Regions from separate parts of the Homo sapiens genome. Here region 2 is linked to region 1. A link is a loop called in an ENCODE intact Hi-C map of the cell type or tissue named here. Cell type or tissue: IMR-90. All regions are shown on one strand. Links, peaks and the distances in the headings refer to the core of each region. The heading gives the core; the rest is flanking DNA.

Region 1 (11,117 bases), core at 1,260-9,259:
CCGTACTTTGGGATGCCAAGGCAGGCTGGTCACTTGAGGTCAGGAGTTCAAGACCAGCCTGGCCAACATGGTGAAAGCCCGTCTCTACTAAAGATACAAAAATTAGCTGGGTGTGGTGGTGCACGCCTGTAGTCCCAGTTACTGGGGAGGCTGAGGCATGAGAATCGCTTGAACCTGAGAGGTGGAGCTTGCAGTGAGCCAAGATTTTGCCACTGCACTCTAGCCTGGGCAACAGAGTGAAACTCTGTCTCAAAAAAATAAATAAAATAAAATGTAGCAGTCCTTTTTAAAAATGTGGAATTTTACTTGACAGTAGAGTGAAGTAGCCTGTATGCAATGATATGGGAAAATGTACATGACATATTAAGAAAAAGCAAAATGTAAAATAATTTGAATAGTATTATTAGTATATGTGTTTTAAAAATACACTATACTCTTATGTGTATTCATATGTATATTAAGAAATTCTGGAGGAATATACCAGCAGTGCTATGTGTATTAGTGCTGCTGTTGGTATCCATGGCTATTCTAGACTGTCTCTGTGATATTTGCATTTTAAACTGAATATATTACTTTTATAATCAGAAAAATAGTATTAAAAATGAATTATAATTTAATTTCTTTTTTCTTTTTTTTTTTTGAGTCGGAGTCTCGTTCTATCGGATTGCAGTGGTGCGATCTCAGCTCACTGCAACCTCTGCCTCCTAGGTTCAAGCGATTCTCCTGTCTCAGCCTCCCAAGTAGCTGGGACGATAGGTGCATGCCACCACGCCTGGCTAATTTTTGCATTTTTAGTAGAGACAGGGTTTCACCATATTGGTCAGGCTGGTCTTGAACTCCTGACCTCGTGATCCACCCATCTCGGCCTCCGAAAGTGCTGGGATTACAGGCATGAGCCGCTGTGCCCAGACTAGAATTCAATTTTTGAGAATTCATTGACAACTCTTACTTAAAATAAGGTTGCTGTACTGATGTGAGACATTGTTGTAGTCAGTTTGGAAAACAATTTGGCAGTATAAAAATGAACATACCTGTAAACCAACGGTGCCATTCCCAGGATTTAATAGCAGAGAAATCTTTGCATATATGTCCCAGGAGACATATATAAAGTGGACATCAGCCTGATTATAAGCTCTAAATGCAACCCAAATAAATACCCATCAACATTAGAATGAATACATTATTTGTGGTATAGACACAATGGAATACTCCGCAGCTGTGAAAAGGAATACACTGCAGATACACATAACCATGTGGATTCATTTCACATCAAGTGAAAAGTGAATCCCAAAAGAATTCATTGGAGTCCATAAGTGTAAGGTTCACAAATGTCCCAAACTAAACAATACCTGCATTGCTTAGATAAACAAATATGGTAAAACTGTAAAAAAACAAAACAAAACAAGACAAAAAGGGCTAGGAAATGATAAACCCAAAAGACAAAATAGCAGTTATTTCTGAGGGAGGAGGGAAGGGGATGGGGTTGGGGAAGGGCACCCAGAGAATTTTAGGAGTGATGGACTTTTCCTTAAATTGAATGGTGGGTTCATATTGTTTTGTTATTCTTTGTGCCTTACGTATTTTACAAATAACCAATTGGATCTATGTAATATTATAATACAAACTGAGTAAAGGATTAGGTTGAGGATCACAGCATTGGAAGTTCTTGGTGTTGAAGAGAGTAAGTGCCGAGCAAGTTGTGTCCCTGGCAGTTTGTTTGTGACCACCTGGTGGCTTACCCTTCTTGGTGTGGTGAGGCTTGGCATGTCACTTTCCTTGGCTGTGGCTGTTAGTACTGAATGCCATTCTCTCTGAGGAAAAGTGTCCTTCTCTTTTTTATTGATTGACTGATTGATTGAGACAGAGTCTCACTCTGTCACCCAGGCTGGAGTGCAGTGGCGTGATCTCGGCTCACTGCATCCTCTGCCTCCTGGGTTCAAGCGATTCTCCTGCCTCAGCCTCCTGAGTAGCTGGGACTACAGGCGCCCACTACCACACCCAGCTAATTTTTGTATTCTTAGTAGAAACGGGGTTTCACCAAATTATTGGCCAGGCTGGTCTCGAACTCCTGACCATGTGATCCACCTGCCTCGGCCTCCCAAAATGCTGGGATTGTAGGTGTGAGCCATCACGCTCAGCCTTTTTTTTTATTTAATTTAATTTTTTTTTAAGACAGGGTCTCACTCTGTCACCCCAGCTAGAGTGCAGTGGCACAATCATAGCTCGCTGCAGCCTCCATCTCCTAGGCTCAAGCCATCCTCCCACCTCAGCCTCTCGAGTAGCTGGGGCTATAGGTGTGCACCACCACACCCAGCTAATTTTTGTATTTTTTGCAGAGATGGAGTTTTGCTGTGCTGCTTAGACTGGTCTCGAACTCCTGGGCTCAGGCAATCCTCCTGCCTTGGCCTCCCAAAGTGCTGGGATTACAGGCATGAGCCACCACACCTGGCCTAAGAGTGTCCTTCTCGTTACTGTAGGCTTCCCTGATTGTGACTGAGGAGCTGCACCTGATCACCTTTGAGACCGAGGTGTATCACCAAGGCCTCAAGATTGACCTAGAGGTAAGTTCTGCAGCAGAATCGGTGAGAGGCTACGTACAGGGGTGACTCAGGACAAAAACTTCCACTGGGATTTTTACAAGAGAAGGTGGAATGATTACTGTTTGCTTAACACTGTGTTTATTTTTGCTTACTTTTCTCCAAAAAAATCCTTGGCATCCCATCTGGCAATAAAGTCTTGCTTGAATGCTTAGAAGATGTGTGTATATTCAGCTTTCAGCAAACTTGATATGAAAATCTCTATTTAGAAATTGATTGGCCGGGCGCGGTGGCTCACGCCTGTAATCCCAGCACTTTGGGAGGCTGAGGCGGGTGGATCACGAGGTCAGGAGTTCGAGACCAGCCTGGCCAACATGACGAAACCCCGTCTCTACTAAAATACAAAAATTAGCTGGGTATGGTGGCGGACGCCTATAATCCCAGCTACTCGGGAGGCTGAGGCAGGAGAATCACTTGAACCTGGGAGGCAGAGGTTGCAGTGAGCTGAGATTGTGCCATTGCACTCCAGCCTGGGTGACAGAGTGAGACTCCGTCTCAAAAAAAAAAAAAAGAAATTAGAACTGACTTTATAAAGTTTGGGCATAAGAGTCTTAGCAGCCAGTGTGTTTAGTATACAGAAAATTGTGGCAATGACATTCTCCTTTCCCAACTTTCTTGATTTTTAAATTAAGATATACCTAGAAAAGCAGGAATCCTGGTCTTTGATTCCTGAGACCTCCCTGTTTCATGTGAAGATACAGCTTCAAGTCTTGGAGAATGCCTCCAAGGTCTTAAAAATGGGGAATCTGTGGATTGTGAGTCAAGCTTTGAGCAAGTCAGGTTTTACAAGGGACCGGTATATTCCGACTGCAGCCTGAGTTGTGTGGCCACGCTGGGCATTCTTTCCACTATGAGTGCTCACTGAGCTGACTCACTCACACTCCTCGCCTAGAGTTGGCAGCAGGTGTGGTTTATGGCATGTCCTTTCATTCTGAGCCCCGTGAGATGCGGGTGAAGAGATTTCCAAGGCTGTGAGAGCCCCTCTGCCTCCCCAGCTCAGTCCCCACTCCCTCCGCAGACCCACTCCTTGCCAGTTGTGGTGATCTCCAACATCTGTCAGATGCCAAATGCCTGGGCGTCCATCCTGTGGTACAACATGCTGACCAACAATCCCAAGGTTAGTGCCCCCTCCTTTTAGTTGGTGCCCCGGGATCTCTTGCGACTTAGGGGTACCTAGTATAGACAATGAGCACCATCCCTCATCTAAACAAGCAAATGTGTTCTTTCCAATAGAATGTAAACTTTTTTACCAAGCCCCCAATTGGAACCTGGGATCAAGTGGCCGAGGTCCTGAGCTGGCAGTTCTCCTCCACCACCAAGCGAGGACTGAGCATCGAGCAGCTGACTACACTGGCAGAGAAACTCTTGGGTCCGCATTTCACCCCTTCTCCCTCCCGCCCACCCGCCCAGAAAAGGGATCCGGCCCATAGGGCTGTTCATTTGGGCCATGTCTACTGAGCATTAGGCCATGTTTCTTTCCTGAGCAAGGCGCTGTGCTGGTGCCAGGAAACAGGGGAGTTGGGGAGTTGGGGTGCAGAGACAGTTTGCAGTTTTCAGTCGAGGTGATCATTTTTGAGGTGGGAGGTAGATTTCTTTTCTCCTGGTTGCTGTCTCATTCACCCACTCTATCTAACTTTAGAAGATCTTTTAAGTGTGTGTTGGAAGGTGGCACTAAAGGCTTGACATTCCCTGTCCATTTTTTTAATAAACTATAGGCTAGTTGGTTTTTTTTGTCTTATTTTATTTATTTATTTATTTTTTTGAGACGAGTCTTGCTCTGTTGCCCAGGCTGGAGTGCAGTAGTGTGATCTCGGCTCACTGCAACCTCCGCCTTCTGGGTTCAAGCGATTCTTCTGCCTCGGCCTCCCGAGTAGCTGAGACTACAGGTGCTCACCACCACGCCCAGCTAATTTTTGTATTTTTAGTAGAGACGGGGTTTTACCATGTTGGCCAGGATAGTCTCCGTCTCTTCACCTCGTGATCCGCCCACCTCGGCCTCCTAAAGTGCTGGGATTACAGGCTTGAGCCACTGTGCCCAGCGTAGGCTAGTTTTTAAAAAAGAATTAGTGGAATATTTTATGTGCCACCTGGGCTAGAAGTAGCTTTGTTCTAATAAAGCTGTTGCCACCAAATACACCTGTCTGACACCCGATGTCAGCTTGTTAGTGAGTGCTGCTGTTGGTTCCCAGCCTACCACCCGAGGTTGGGAAGAGCAGGGGGACTTGTTATATCACCCTCCATCCCTGCTGGGCTACCCAGCAACACAAGTGAGTCAAATGATGGGATAGTGTTTGTCCTCATGTGCACACACACAACAGTGCCTACCTTCAAAGATGTGAAAGCTGATTATTTTGTGGCCCATTGTGGGATGAATGTGTGTGTGTTCTGTTTTAAGAAATAACCTCTTGACCCCAAGCTGAAAATGTACTACTTGACTCTTTTTCTTTCCTTCAGGACCTGGTGTGAATTATTCAGGGTGTCAGATCACATGGGCTAAATTTTGCAAAGTAAGCAATCTTGTTAAATTCTCGTGGGAATGGGAATGCTCACCTGCACGGCTGTCGTTGAGGGCTCTGGCTTGAAGGCCCTGAACTCTTGGTCCAGCGGCCAGTAGGACCTGCCTGAAGGTAGACGGGCCTGAGGATTTGGGTGATGCACTGCACCCCTAGGAAGGGAAGGGCTGGGATGGCAGTAGACTTGGCTTTCCCATTACTCTTTTCTCCAGGAAAACATGGCTGGCAAGGGCTTCTCCTTCTGGGTCTGGCTGGACAATATCATTGACCTTGTGAAAAAGTACATCCTGGCCCTTTGGAACGAAGGGTAGGTTGGACAGAGTGTGCACAGATGTAACCAAGTCCCCTGCTCTCAGCAAGCCAGTGGCAGGGGATGGATGCCCTGTTAGCAATAACAACATTGTTCCTCCTCCTTGGCTCCAGGTACATCATGGGCTTTATCAGTAAGGAGCGGGAGCGGGCCATCTTGAGCACTAAGCCTCCAGGCACCTTCCTGCTAAGATTCAGTGAAAGCAGCAAAGAAGGAGGCGTCACTTTCACTTGGGTGGAGAAGGACATCAGCGGTAAGGGAGGCTCCCACCCACCCCACCTGCTGGTGGCTGCTGAGGCCTCATCACTGCTTCTAGTTGCAAGCACCTACTGCCCCCTGGTGGGTGGAGATGGCCTTGACTCCCTGTTTCACTCAGACTCGCAAAACACATTTGCGTGACTTCTAAATCCTTCCAGCTGAAGGATTGGTTTGCTTTGTTTTGCTTGCTCCAGTGACTATTTGTTGAGAATTTTGCAATTTAAATTGTATTCTTCATCTCTTTTTCTACTTAACCCTGTTAATATATCTTACGCAAGTAGTTATATTCAAGTTTATTTTCTATGACCCAACTAGTAGCCTCTTCTTAATTAGAAGCCAGCCTGAATATTTCCACAGTGCCAGGCCACTGAACAGGGTGTTCAGGGTCTCAACACTAGGGTGGCTTAAGTCTTTTCCCCTTCGAGGAAAGAAAAAATGGGCAGTTTTCTCTGAGATGACCTAGCTGTAGGTTCCATGATCTTTCCTTCCCATGTCCTGTGACAGGTAAGACCCAGATCCAGTCCGTGGAACCATACACAAAGCAGCAGCTGAACAACATGTCATTTGCTGAAATCATCATGGGCTATAAGATCATGGATGCTACCAATATCCTGGTGTCTCCACTGGTCTATCTCTATCCTGACATTCCCAAGGAGGAGGCATTCGGAAAGTATTGTCGGCCAGAGAGCCAGGAGCATCCTGAAGCTGACCCAGGTAGTTGTTGATTTTCCATGTTCCTGGCATTTAATTTTTGGGAAAAGTTGGAAATTTTGGGATCCTTGGAGGATAGATAGGCAAATGCCTGAATAACCTGGGGGATAATTATTTCTCCTTATGGGAAAGAATTGTAGTGAGTGCTTTTGTTGGGGTGACCGATGGGATTTGAGAGGAGAATCAGAATCACTTAGAGTAGTGTAGTTCCTGCTCCACAGAGAGTGCATGAGTCTAAAGAGGGGATACAGCCTGGGCAATATGGTGAAACCTCGTCTCTACAAAAAATCCAAAAAAATTACCCGGTGTGGTGGCACGCATTTGTAGTCGTAGCTACTTGGGAGGCTGAGGTGGGAGGATCACCTGAGCCAAGGAGTTCAAGGCTGTAGTGAGCGGTGATCATGCCACCGCACTCCAGCCTGGCTGATAGAGTGAGATACTGTGTCAAAAAATAAAAATAAAGAGGGGATCAATACACATACGTCCCCCAAAACATGCCTGAAACACGAGAAGGGAAAGTGAGGGCAGTTAACAGGATGCCCTGCTGGCACAGTGCTTCTTAGTAGATGCTAGAAGGTTTGAGGCCCAGATTTCAGCCCAGCATATGGCTTTTTGCCTGTAACTGAACCATGTCAGTGTGCCAGATGGTCTGAAGAAAGGGTTTCTGGAGGAAATTATTATTAGCTGCATGGGAGTATGGTTTACACTAGAGTAGAAGAGCTGGGAGCATCACGTTTGAAGGGGAAGACAGTGACTGGGTGGAGGGGCAAGGGATTAGTATTTAGAGTGTGCAACTATTGAAAATAAGGTATATTTTAATGTGTAAGAGGACATGTACTTATATGTTATATATAAATTATTTTAGCTGGGTGAAGTGGCTCATGCCTATAGTCCTAGCACTTTGGGAGGCCCAGGCGGGAGGATCACTTGAGCCTGGGAGTTTGAGAACAGCCTAGACAACATAGTGAGACCCTATCTATACAAAAATAATTTTTTTTAAATTAGCCACGTGTGGTGGTTTGTGCCTGTAGTCCTAGCTACTCGGGAGGCTGAGGTGGGAGGATTGCTTAAGCCCAGGAGGTTGAGGCTGCAGTGAGCCATGATCGCACCACTGCACTCCAGCCTGGGTGACAGAGCAAGACCTTGACTCACCAAAAAAAAAAAAAAAAAAAAGAGAGAGAAATTAAAAATACTGTAATCTCAGCTGGGCATGGGGGTTCACACCTGCAGTCCTAGCACTTTGGGAGGCTGAAGCAGGAGGATCACTTGAGGCCAGGAACTCAAGACCAGCCTGGCAACATAGCAAGACCCCACTACACACACACACACACACACACACAAAGAAGAGAAAGAAAAAAACGAAACAAAACTGTAATCTCTGCAGCTGTCCTCAGTGTGGAGGGGGTAGCCCTGTCTGTTCCCCTTCAGCACTTGCTGTTTTGACTCTCTGGGTTCTTTGTGCAGGTCTTGATGGGGAGTCTCTGGTTTGCCATTCTTTGTTTGATTTAACTTTCTGTAATCATAAAGCCAATGATGGGCTTTTTTTTTTTTTTTTTTTTTAGACTAAGTCTTGCTCTATCACCCAAGCTGGAGTGCAGTGGCACCATCTCGGCTCACTGCAACCTCCACCTCCCGGTTCAAGCAATTCTCCTGCCTCAGCCTCCCGAGTAGCTGGGATTATGGGCTTGTGCCACCATGCCCAGCTGATTTTTGTATTTTTTGTAGAGAAAGGGTTTCGCCATGTTGGCCAGGCTGGCCTCGAACTCCTGACCTCAGGTGATCTGCCCACTTCAGCCTCCCAAAGTGCTGGGATTACAGGCGTGAGCCACTGTGCCTGGCCTAATGATGGGCTCTTTAATGTGATCCTTTAGGGTTGGCGCCTTGCCCTAGTTGCTGTTGAAAAAACTATTTTTGTCCAAATAGCACACACACAGAAACCTACCAACTTCCCTCCCACTTTTTCCTAGGAATTCCTTCTGAGGGATTTCTTGAGATGGGGCAGAATGGGGCTTGGAAGAGGGAGTTGGAGCTAATTGACCGTTGCCTTTCTCCTTTGTTGGGGTCCTGAGTCTTGTTCCTGCTGTAAGAGTTACTCACTTCCTGTCTGCCACCTATCTCCCTTTGCATGTGTGCTTCAGTTGGGAGATCTGTTTATCAGCCCCTGCCACACGGCTCTTTGTTCCTTCTGCAGAGGACGTTGGGGTCCCACGGCTGGTCCTTTTGACTCATTTTGCTTTCAAGGTCCCACCTCCCAGTCTGAGGCTGCATCCTCCATTACCATCGCCCTTCCTGTGGGCTGGGAGGCCAGGTCCTTTCCTGCCCAGCGATGTCAGCGTTTCCTCAGGGGCCAGGCACTCATCAGGAGAAAGGAACTAATTACTTGAGTAATTTGCCTTGCCTTGCTGAGAGGAGTGTGCCCTGAGGGACTCCATGTGAGTGTGGTGACGGGTGTGGGGGTGTCCCTGTGTTATTTTAAAATGGGTGCCTTCAGGACGATGAGCATGTGACCATTTCCTCTCTATTTCCATCACAAGAGTATTATGGTATGAGGGTCTCAGGTTAGATTATCCTCCCAAGACTCTTCTCTCTTCCTTCTCTACTGGAAGCCCACATAGCATTTCCTTATGGCTTGAGGGAGAGGTTCGGAGCCACTTACAAATTAGATAAAGTACATTTACAATCTTGTACAAAGCCACACAATGAAGTCATTTTTCTCAGCTTTTTTTTTTTTTTTTTTTTTTTTTTTGAGCCTGAGTCTCGCTCTATCGTCCAGACTGGAGTGCAGTGGCGCGATCTTGCTTCACTGAAACCTCTGCCTCCCAGGTTCAAGAGATTCTCATACCTCAGCCTCCTGAGTAGCTGGGATTACAGACATGCACCACTATGCCTGGCTAATTTTTGGATTTTTAGTAGAGACCGGGTTTCACCCTGTTGGCCAGGCTGGTCTCGAACCCCTGACCTCAAGTGATCTTCCCGCCTGGGCCTCCCAAAGTGCTGGGATTATAGGTGTGAGCCACAGTGCCCAGCCTTGTTTTTGTTTTTGTTTTGTTTTGACAGTCTGTCACTCTGTCACCCAGGCTGGAGTGCAGTGGTGCGATCTCACCTCACTTCAGCCTCTGCCTCCCAGGTTCAAGTGATTCTCCTGTCTCAGCCTCCTGAGTAGCTGGGATTACAGGCGTGCCACCACGCCCAGCTATTTTTGTAATTTCATTAAAGACAGGGTTTCCCCATGTTGGTGAGGCTGGTCTTGAACTCCTGGCCTCAAGTGATCCACCTGCTTCAGCCTCCCAAAGTGCAGGGATTACAGGCATGAGCCACTGTGCCTGGCCTCAGCTATCTTGAATGCTGGAGAATTAAATCCTTTTCTGTCTAGGGTGTCAGCTCCCTAAGGGCTGGGCCAAAACAGTTGGATTTATAAGACACTAGAGTCTTGCCTCAGTAGCTCCTTTGAATTCTGCACTGAATTGATCAGTTTCTTGGCCCAAAGTAAACTCAGATGGCAGCCCAAGAGCCACTCTGCAGTGCCTTCTTTCACATGGTCATCATGCTCTCTGATCCCTCAGGTTCTGTCTAAGCCTCATGTTTTATGACCGTGCTGTTCTCAGCCCACCTCACCCTGCCCCATGCCTTCTCAATGGTTTGTTCACCTGAATTCCCCAGATTTCATGCCAGTATCCCCAAGGTTCCTTGACCTCTTGGTGTAAGCATTCAGCATCTAAAATTCATTTTATTCCCGTCAACGCATTTCTAACTGTAGAACAAGAATTATAAATGACAAAGCTCATAGAAAATTGGCACCTTGTCTTCCCCCTCCCTCTTATTTTATACATAAAAGAGAATATGGGCTGGGCATTGTGGCCAAGGCTGGGCATGATAGCTCATACTTGTAATCCAGCACTTTGGGAGGGTGAGGCAGATGGATCACCTGAGGTCAGGAGTTCAAGACCAGCCTGGCCAACATGGTGAAACCTCATCTCTACTAAAATTACAAAAAAAAAATTAGCTAGGCATGGTGGCAGATGCCTGTAATCCAGCTACTCAGGAGGCTGATGAAGGAGAATCACTTGAACCCTGGAGGCAGAGGTTGTAGAGAGCCAAGATGGCGCTACTGCACTCCAACCTGGGCGAAAGAGAGCAAGACTCCGTCTCAAAAAAAAAAAAGACAAAAATTAGCCAGGCATGGTGGTGCCACCTGTAGTCCCAGCTGCTTGGGAGCCTAAGGCAGGAGAATCGTTTTGACCTGGGAGTAGGAGGTTGCGGTAACCGAGATTGTGCCACTGCACTTGAGCCTGGGCAACAGAGTGAGACTCTGTCTCAAAACAATAAGAACAACAGCAACAAAAGAGAGAGACCATGCCTTGCTCCAGGTCTCTTAGCTATTGAAGATGTACCTGGACCCAGGTCTCCGGTCTTCTAGTTGAAGCAATTGTACTGCCTTACAAAGTCACATTCTCTTTGGTGCTTTTTGATTGACGTATTTATCCAACTAGAAAGTTACTCATGCCCTCATCCAAAAATGTGGTAGAGGCCAGATTAGTGCTGGTAGGAATAAGAGATATAACCTTTGGCTTTGGAACCACAAGCATTAGCAGTCTCCATGTTCTTTAAAGACTTGGTGATATTGGTATTTAGGCTGGACACCATGCAAAGACTACACAGGCTCGGTTCCTGCATGCAGAGAAGTTATCTAAGAGATATGACCAGGCCGGAATAGAATGCTCAGACCAC
Region 2 (8,000 bases), core at 1-8,000, 84 kb before region 1:
TCTGTCACCCAGGTTGGAGTGCAGTGGAGTGATCTCGGCTAACTACAACCTCCACCTCCTCGGTTCAAGTGATTCTCCTGCCTCAGCCTCCCAAGTAGCTGGGATTACAGGCATGTGCCACCACACCCAGCTAGTTTTTGTATTTTTTGGTAGAGACGGGGTTTCGAACTCCTGACCTCAGGTGATCTGCCCCGCCTCCCAAAATTCTGGGATTACAGGCATGAGCCACCACCCCTGGCCCTTTCAATTTTTTTTTTTTTTTTTTTTTTTTTTTTTTTTTTTTTTGAGACAGAGTCTCACTCCGTCGCCAGGCTGGATTACAGTGGCACGATCTCGGCTCACTGCAATCTCCACCTCCCTGGTTCAGCCTCCCGAGTAGCTGGGATTACAGGCTCGTGCCACCACACCCAGCTAATTTTTGTATTTTTAGTAGAGACGGAGTTTCACCATGTTGGCCAGAATGGTCTCGATCTCCTGACCTCGTAATCTGCCCACCTCGGCCTCCCAAAGTGCTGGGATTACAGCCTTGAGCCACAGCACCCGGCCCCTTTCAGATATTTTTAACCAAGCTGTTCATCTCCCTCACGAAATGTTAAAACAATAGATAAACTGTATATCTGTTTATGTACTGTGGCTCTTGGGAGTGGCACAAATCATTGTGATATCTAAGTCCCCTCCCAATCTCCAAGAATCAGTTTTCACCCTTTTGGATGCAATTTCACCCCTGCCAAGAATGCACGCTAGAGCAGAAGGGAGGGACACTTCTGCCCTTGGGGTCTCTCATCTCCTTGTCTTAGCAACCTCTAGCAGAGGTCCTGAATTTTAAAGACGTTCTCTCCCCTTCACCTCTCCCCTCCTCTGCACCCTCTTCTAACATACACTCTAAGCAGATCCTGGGTCTCTGAATTACCTCTCCAGTCTCCTCCAGCCATTCCCAGGCAGTGGTTGGGGACCTAGAGCTGGTCAGCCTTAAGTCAAGAGAGCCTCCTACCCAGACCCATGTGGCATCTGTCCCTTCTCCCTAACAAATGTGAAGTGCCTGGCCAAGGGCCAGATGTGTAATAGGTGCTCAATGACATTATAATCTTATAAAAATCTTCCTAAGCCAGATCTCGAGTTTAGACAGCAGGGTTGGGGGGTGGAGTGGAAGAGGCTGGGAGCCTCCCTGTGGCTCCTCTGCATCCATCGAGGATTGAGGAGCTATGTGTGCTTGGCAAAGGGCAGGGGGAACTGTAATGCTTTTGTTCAGAGCTGGTCATTAAAGGTAACTCTGGAAACCAAGCCTATTGGGAGTGGTGGTTTTGTTTAATAAAAACGAGAAACAGAACAAGCAGAGCCGTCCCTCCTTGCCATCCCCTGAGGTCCTTCCTTTGGCTTAGGAGCTCTGCCAGAGAAGTAGGGGTGGGACAAGGGTGCCTGGCCTGTGTGCCCAGGGTGGAGGGAGATGATTTTGGATTGTGTTTGTGGTGGTTGTACCAGCAAGCAGATGGGTGGGACCAAGACAGCACTCCAAGGCTGTGAGTCATGGGGGAAACCTGGCCTGGAGTGGAGAGGAAAAGCTAATGGTGAAATACCCTCTCCAGAGCCAGCCTATTGGACATCATCCCAGGATTCAGCTCAAGTTGTTTCGTCTCCTGTCCCCTGACCTTCCACCAAGAAGGCAGCTCCTATGGTGTAAGCCGTCACTCCAGGGGAAGCCTACGATGAATGGGGTTAGAGCCCCCAGATCCCTTACTGGTCTGGAGAGATTTCTAAATCCAGGAATAAACCTCCCCTTGGCCAGGCACAGTGGCTCATGCGAGAAATCTCAGCACTTTGGGAGGCCGAGGCAAGGGGATCACTTGAGCCCAGGAGTTTGAGACCAGCCTGGGCAACATAGTGAGACTCTGCCTGTACAAAAACTACAAAAATTAGCTGGGCATGGTGGCGTGCGCCTGTAGTTCCAGCTACTTGGGAGGCTGAGGTGGGAGGATCACTAGAGCCCAGGAGGTTGAGGCTGTAGTGACCTGTAATCATGCCACTGCACTTCAGCCTGGTTGACAGAACAAGACCCCATCTCAAAACAAACAAACAAAAACACAAAAATGGCCAGATGCGGTGGCTCGTGCCTGTAATCCCAGCACTTTGGGAGGCCGAGGTGGGAGGATCCCTTGAGGTCAGGAGTTTGAGAACAGCCTGGCCAACATGGTGAAACCCTGTCTCTACCAAAAAATACAAAAACTAGCCAGGTGTGGTGGTGCATGCCTGTAATCCCAGCTACTTGGGAGGCTGAGGCAGGAGAACTGCTTGAACCCAGGAGGCAGAGGTTGCAGTGAGCCGAGATCGCGCCACTGCACTCCAACCTAGGTGACAGAGTGAGACCATGTCTCAAAAAAAAAAAAAAAAAAGGCCGGGCACGGTGGCTTAGGCTTGTAATCCCAGCACTTTGGGAGGCTGAGGAGGGCGAATCACATGAGGTTGGGAGTTCAAGACCAGCCTGATCAACATGGAGAAACCCCGTCTCTACTAAAAATACAAAATTAGCCAGGTGTGGTGGCACATGCCTGTAATCTCAGCTATTTGGGAGGCCCAGGCAGGAGAATTGCTTGAACCTAGGAGGCGGATGTTGCGGTGAGCCGAGATCGTGTCATTGCACTCCAGCCTGGGGAGCAAGAGCAAAACTCCATCTCAAAAAAAACAAAAAAACTAAAAAACAAAAACCTCCTCTCACTAGGATTGCTTCCTTATGTTGTAGTTTGAGACCTTTCATGAGGCACTAGGAAGATGGCATTGGCTATAAGAAGTCTGCAGCTCTCTCCCCAGTCCCATTCACTTCCAAGTTCAGCTGGCAAAGACCTTTATCTAGGAAGCCACAGGCCAGGAAAACCAGCCAGCTCAGCCTTTAGGGGTGGGGTGGAGCAGGCAGCAGGGGTAGGGGAGAAGCGGGGGATGCTGGGGGTAGGGCAGAGAGACAAAGTGGATTTGTTTTCCAGCAGCTGGGGCTGTTTCCTGACTATTCCCTGCCTGTCACCCTTAATCCCTCCCTAGCCTATTCACATTGTCTGAGTTTAGTGAAAGGAGGGGCTCTCTCCACCCTTTGGTGGGGCGTGGGTGGGTTTTTAAGTCTGGGAGGTTATGAAGGAAAGATCAGAGCTGAATTTTTTTTAATATATATATATACTGGGGCTGCAGGTAAATTCTGGGTGGAGATGGATGAAGAGGGTTTAGATCCTACAATGATGTATAAGTCTTAAATGATATGCACTCCAGTAGCAGGCAGGGTAAGGGTGATTGTAGGAGCCCCAAAGTGAATGACTGGAAATCAGAGGGAATGCAAAGAGAAGTTGAGACTCTCCTACACTCAGAACAAGGAAAACACCCTTCAATGCCTCAGTGAATGATAAGAGGCAGAGGGATAAACAAAATGCCCTAGGATTGCCCATGATCTGCACTAAGCCGTCTATGGCAGGTAGAGACTACAAGTCCCAGCATGCCCTGTGCCCAGGTCACCTTGCCTGCTGGGAGGTGTAGTTGGGTAACAGAGAGCTGGAGGTGGCTTGGTGCCCAGCAGAGCTGATGCCCAGATGAGAGAAGAGGTGGAGCCAGCATTCCCTCTTTGTCCCTGCTAATGCTATTGACAAGAAGGGAAGGAAGTTGGGAGAGGGTGTTCCTAGTTTTCAGTGTAAACCAGGAAACTCTGGGGGGATGTTGATGGGAGGGAAGAGGAAAGAGGTTGGGGGCTGGGGAAGGAATTTCTGTAGCAGGTGGTGCAGAGATACCGAGCAGCCTATGTATAGGGGTGTGTGTGTGTGGTGTCAGTGAGAGGACTCAGTTTATGTTGCCTTAATTTCTTAGGGGACAGGATTTTTCTTATAATTCTGGGAAATGGTCTTCAGAAAACCCTTTAGAAAAGCGACTATCTCTCGTTCCTTCATTTGAAGTCACTAAAGGGAGTCTGGGCCAAAGAGATCCTATTGATGATCTTGGTCTGCCCTTTCCCTTTCTGTGCTCAGCCTCCCCTGCTCTCTGATGAGGGTGGAGGTGGGGGAGGGAGTGATCCAGAGATTCTGAAATGTTGGCCAGAGTCAAGATCTTGGAAAATCTTCCCGGAATGGAAAGCAGTTCTGGTGCTAAGTCCTCCAAGGAGAAGACAGAAAAGCAAAGAACTGGTTCTGAGCTCCAGGGTCATGGGGAATCTGAGACCACCCATCCTACTCCTAGACCCCTGAGCTCAGGCTTTGTGCTGGGGGCAGGGGGTAGGGAAAGCAAGAATTGAAAAGTAATCTCTCTTCTATCCCAAAGTAGGGAAGTCACAACCAGAAGAAATGTCCAGACTGGGGAGAAAACATGTCCGTGGCTCCCAGCCAGCTTCTTCCTCTTTCCAATATCAATTTCTAAATGTGGGGGAGGGGGAGAATGACCACTGGTGGAGCCAAACAGTATGAAGGAGTCAAAGAAGGTGGAGGTGGGGGAGGGTGGACCACAGTTCTCCATCTCTAAGGCTGGTTCTGAAATAGCTTGAGGCCAGGAGCAGTGGCTTATGCCTGTAATCCCAGCACTTTGGGAGGCCAAGGCGGGTGGATCATTTGAGGTCAGGGGTTCGAGACCAATCTGACCAACATGGTGAAACCCCGAGTCTACTAAAAATACAAAAAAATTAGCCAGGTGTGGTGGCGCATGCCTGCAGTCCCAGCTACTCAGGAGGCTGAGGCAGGAGAATTGCTTGAACCTGGGAGGCAGAGGTTGCAGTCAGCAGAGATCGTGTCACTGCACTGCAGCCTGGGCGACAAAGCGAGACTCCATCTCAAAAAAAAAAAAAAAAAGAAATAGCTTGAGTCTAGGAAATGCACTTCCTTTACTTTACCTGCTTGGGTGGGTAGGTGCAGCTGTGGGCTCAAACCCCTACCCGCTTTCAACTTAGACACTCCCACCACTTGCTTTTCGGCCTGGCTCGGGCAGTGTGCGATTTGCGGCACCAGAGGGCGCTCCGCCCATTTCCAAAGTGGAGCTGTGTCTCCCGAGGGCCGTAGTGGTTTAATATCATCTACGGGTGGAAAGGGATCAGGACAGGGTTGGACGACCACAGAGATTTTAGCCCAAGTGCAATTATTACGCAACCCCATCTCCGACCCGAAGTTTGGTCCCCTGCTCCCGCGGTCTGTTTAGTCACCATTCGTTCAACACACATGTTTTTTAGAGAATGGCGGCGCGAGGCCGGGCGCAGTGGCTCACGCCTGTAATCCCAGAACTTTGGGAGGCCGAGGCGGGCGGATCACCTGAGGTCGGGAGTTCGAGACCAGCCTGACCAATATGGAGAAACACCGTCTCTATTAAAGATACAAAATTTAGCCGGCGTGGTGGCGGGCGCCTGTAATCCCAGCTATTCGGGAGGCTGAGGCAGGAGAATTGCTTGAACCCGGGTGGCGGAGGTTGCGGTGAGCCAAGATCGCGCCCACTGCACTCCAGCCTCGGCAACAGATCGAGACTCCGTTTAAAAAAAAAAAAAAAAAAAAAAACAAGGAGAGAGAGAGAGAAAGAATGGCGACGCGGGGTTGGGGGGCCGGAGATGGGTGATATGTTGCCCAGGCTGGTCTCGAACTCCTGGACTCAAGCCATCCTCCTGCCTCGGTCTCCCACAGCGCTAATATTACAGGCGTGAGCCTACACACATTTATTGAGCGCCCGCCAGTTTCCTGGGGACCACGAGCGTCCCATGCTCCCCTCTCTCCAGGATCGTCACCACCCTGACTCAGGCTCGCCCACATCCGCCTCCTCCGACGCCTCTCATGTCCCTTCTCCTCTTCCCTTAGGATGAAGTGAAGCTGCCGGCCAAACTGAGCATCAGCAAATCGCTGAAAGAGTCGGAGGCGCTGCCAGAGAAGGAGGGCGAGGAGCTGGGCGAGGGCGAGCGGCCCGAGGAGGACGCAGCGGCGCTGGAGCTTTCGTCGGACGAGGCGGTGGAGGTTGAGGAGGTTATTGAGGAGTCCCGCGCAGAGCGTATCAAGCGCAGCGGCCTGCGGCGCGTGGACGACTTCAAGAAGGCCTTCTCCAAGGAGAAGATGGAGAAGACCAAGGTGCGTACCCGCGAGAACCTGGAGAAGACGCGCCTCAAGACCAAGGAAAACCTGGAGAAGACGCGGCACACCCTGGAGAAGCGCATGAACAAGCTGGGCACGCGCCTGGTGCCCGCCGAGCGGCGCGAGAAACTGAAGACGTCGCGGGACAAGTTGCGCAAATCCTTCACGCCCGACCACGTGGTGTACGCGCGCTCCAAGACCGCGGTCTACAAGGTGCCACCCTTCACCTTCCACGTCAAGAAGATCCGCGAGGGCCAGGTGGAAGTGCTCAAGGCCACCGAGATGGTGGAGGTGGGCGCCGACGACGACGAGGGCGGCGCGGAGCGCGGGGAGGCCGGCGACCTGCGGCGCGGGAGCAGCCCCGACGTGCACGCGCTGCTGGAGATCACCGAGGAGTCGGACGCCGTGCTGGTGGACAAGAGCGACAGCGACTGAGCCGCCCCCGCTGCCACCCACCCCATTCCTCGCTCCTTCCGAACTTCCTCTTTCGCATTCTCTCTCGGCTCGAGCTGGCTGAGATTTTTCTAAATTGAAAACACGCCCCCCTCCCCACACCTCCAGGAACTCCACTCCCAGTCTTAGAGCTGTTAGGACCCGATGGGGAGGCAGCCCCCGCAGTGGACAACCCCCGCTTGGACACAGTCCGAGTGGAATGGGAAGGGAATGGTCAATCCCTGTCCTGGTTGTCCAAGTCGGGATCTCAGAGGAAATTGCAGTGATTCCACGGTTAGGCCCCCCTGGGGGGGCTGCCTTCCCCTCAGCCTCTCCCCACACCACCCACCCAGCTGCTGTCATTCCGCTCACTGAGCTCTTCTTCATTCTCACCCTGATCCCTGGGGGACTCAAAGCCAAAACTGCCCAAAGAGGAAAGATTGAATCCTAAAGGGGATCCCTGCCCCCATGGGAGGCCCCCTACTAGAAGGACGTGAAAGCAGCTTTTGGGGGAAACTGAGGCAGTGGGGAAGACAGAGCAGAATGAGCCCTCACCCTGGCTGGGGGTCCAGCACAGGCTGTATCTGCAGAGGGTCCCAGAGGAACGCTGGAGCCAAGAGAAGCCCTGGGAAGGAGGGGTGGGGAACGACATGCATGTGAGGGATGGCACACTGATGTGTTTATGCACCTGTACACAGGAGCGCATGGCCATGGCTTTGGAAAGGAGAATGGAAAAATAGAAGAAGGTCGGCCGGGCTTGGTGGCTTATGCCTGTAACCCCAGCACTTTGGGAGGCCGAGGTGGGCGGATCACCTGAAGTCAGGAGTTCGGGACCAGCCTGGCAAACACCCCATCTCTACTAAGCGAAAACCCATCTCTACTAAAATTACAAAAATTAGCTGGGCATGGTTGCGCATGCCTGTAATCCCAGCTACTTTGGAGGCTGAGGTGGGGAGAATTGCTTGAACCTGGGAGGTGGAGGTTGCAGTGAGCCAAGGTCGCGACACTGCACTCCAGCCTGGGTGACAGAGTGAGACTCCATCTCAACAGAAGGAAAAAAAAGGAAAATAGGAGAAGGTGGAAATGGGTGAAGAGAGAAGTCCCCTCACTAGCTGCATGAGAAATCTATCTTACTGTGGTTCTCCATGGGCAGCAGGACCATTTTTCAGAATCAAGAGGGAGGACAGTGTGAGAAGGCGATGATCCAAAGAAGACAGAGAGGTCAGCCCCACCCGATCCCTCAAATGGGCTCTTGGAGGCACCCCCAGGGGCAGCCCATTTCTCAAAGTCCAGAAAATTAGGGTCCCAGAAGGGGGCAGCAGCAGGCTGGGAGTTAGGAGGGAGAGCAGGGTGCCGGCCCTGCCACCAAGTTGAGAGCTGGAGGGGAGGTGGGGAGAGAACATCACAGAGCAGCCAGCCCTGGTTCACTCCTGGCAGTTTCTTCTCAAGCTCCTTCCCTAGGAGCATGGTGGCACGTGCCTGTGGTCTCAGCTACTTGGGAGGCTGAGGCGG

Evidence for each region. A loop is a pair of places that touch in the nucleus more often than their neighbours do. Peaks named below come from ENCODE experiments on the same cell type or tissue, not always from the same donor. Only the 100,000 strongest peaks of a DNase experiment are listed, where the experiment ranks them.
Region 2: it touches region 1 in a loop (9-fold over the local background); 108 of 110 quality-filtered maps call a loop at or near these places.

The regions. Positions count from the first base shown.
Region 1 is chr17:42,317,560-42,328,676 of GRCh38, reverse strand. It overlaps STAT3 (signal transducer and activator of transcription 3), which reads left to right. Exons shown (of 24, transcript NM_139276.3): 15 at 2,478-2,561; 16 at 3,616-3,714; 17 at 3,831-3,966; 18 at 5,052-5,104; 19 at 5,323-5,417; 20 at 5,534-5,673; 21 at 6,183-6,395. Among named protein-coding and RNA genes, the nearest start is that of STAT5A, 35 kb to the right of the region's middle. In IMR-90, for the core only: CTCF peaks have their summits at 3,445 and 5,746 (motif pointing left); DNase peaks (open chromatin) are centred at 2,626, 3,436, 5,736 and 8,506; H3K27ac peaks cover 1,699 bases.
Region 2 is chr17:42,403,178-42,411,177 of GRCh38, reverse strand. It overlaps CAVIN1 (caveolae associated protein 1), which reads left to right. Exons shown (of 2, transcript NM_012232.6): 2 at 5,790-8,000. The coding sequence ends at 6,491. Among named protein-coding and RNA genes, the nearest start is that of CAVIN1, 16 kb to the left of the region's middle. RefSeq lists an enhancer at 4,818-4,867. In IMR-90, for the core only: CTCF peaks have their summits at 4,962 (motif pointing right) and 7,782 (motif pointing right); DNase peaks (open chromatin) are centred at 1,567 and 4,997; H3K27ac peaks cover 3,224 bases.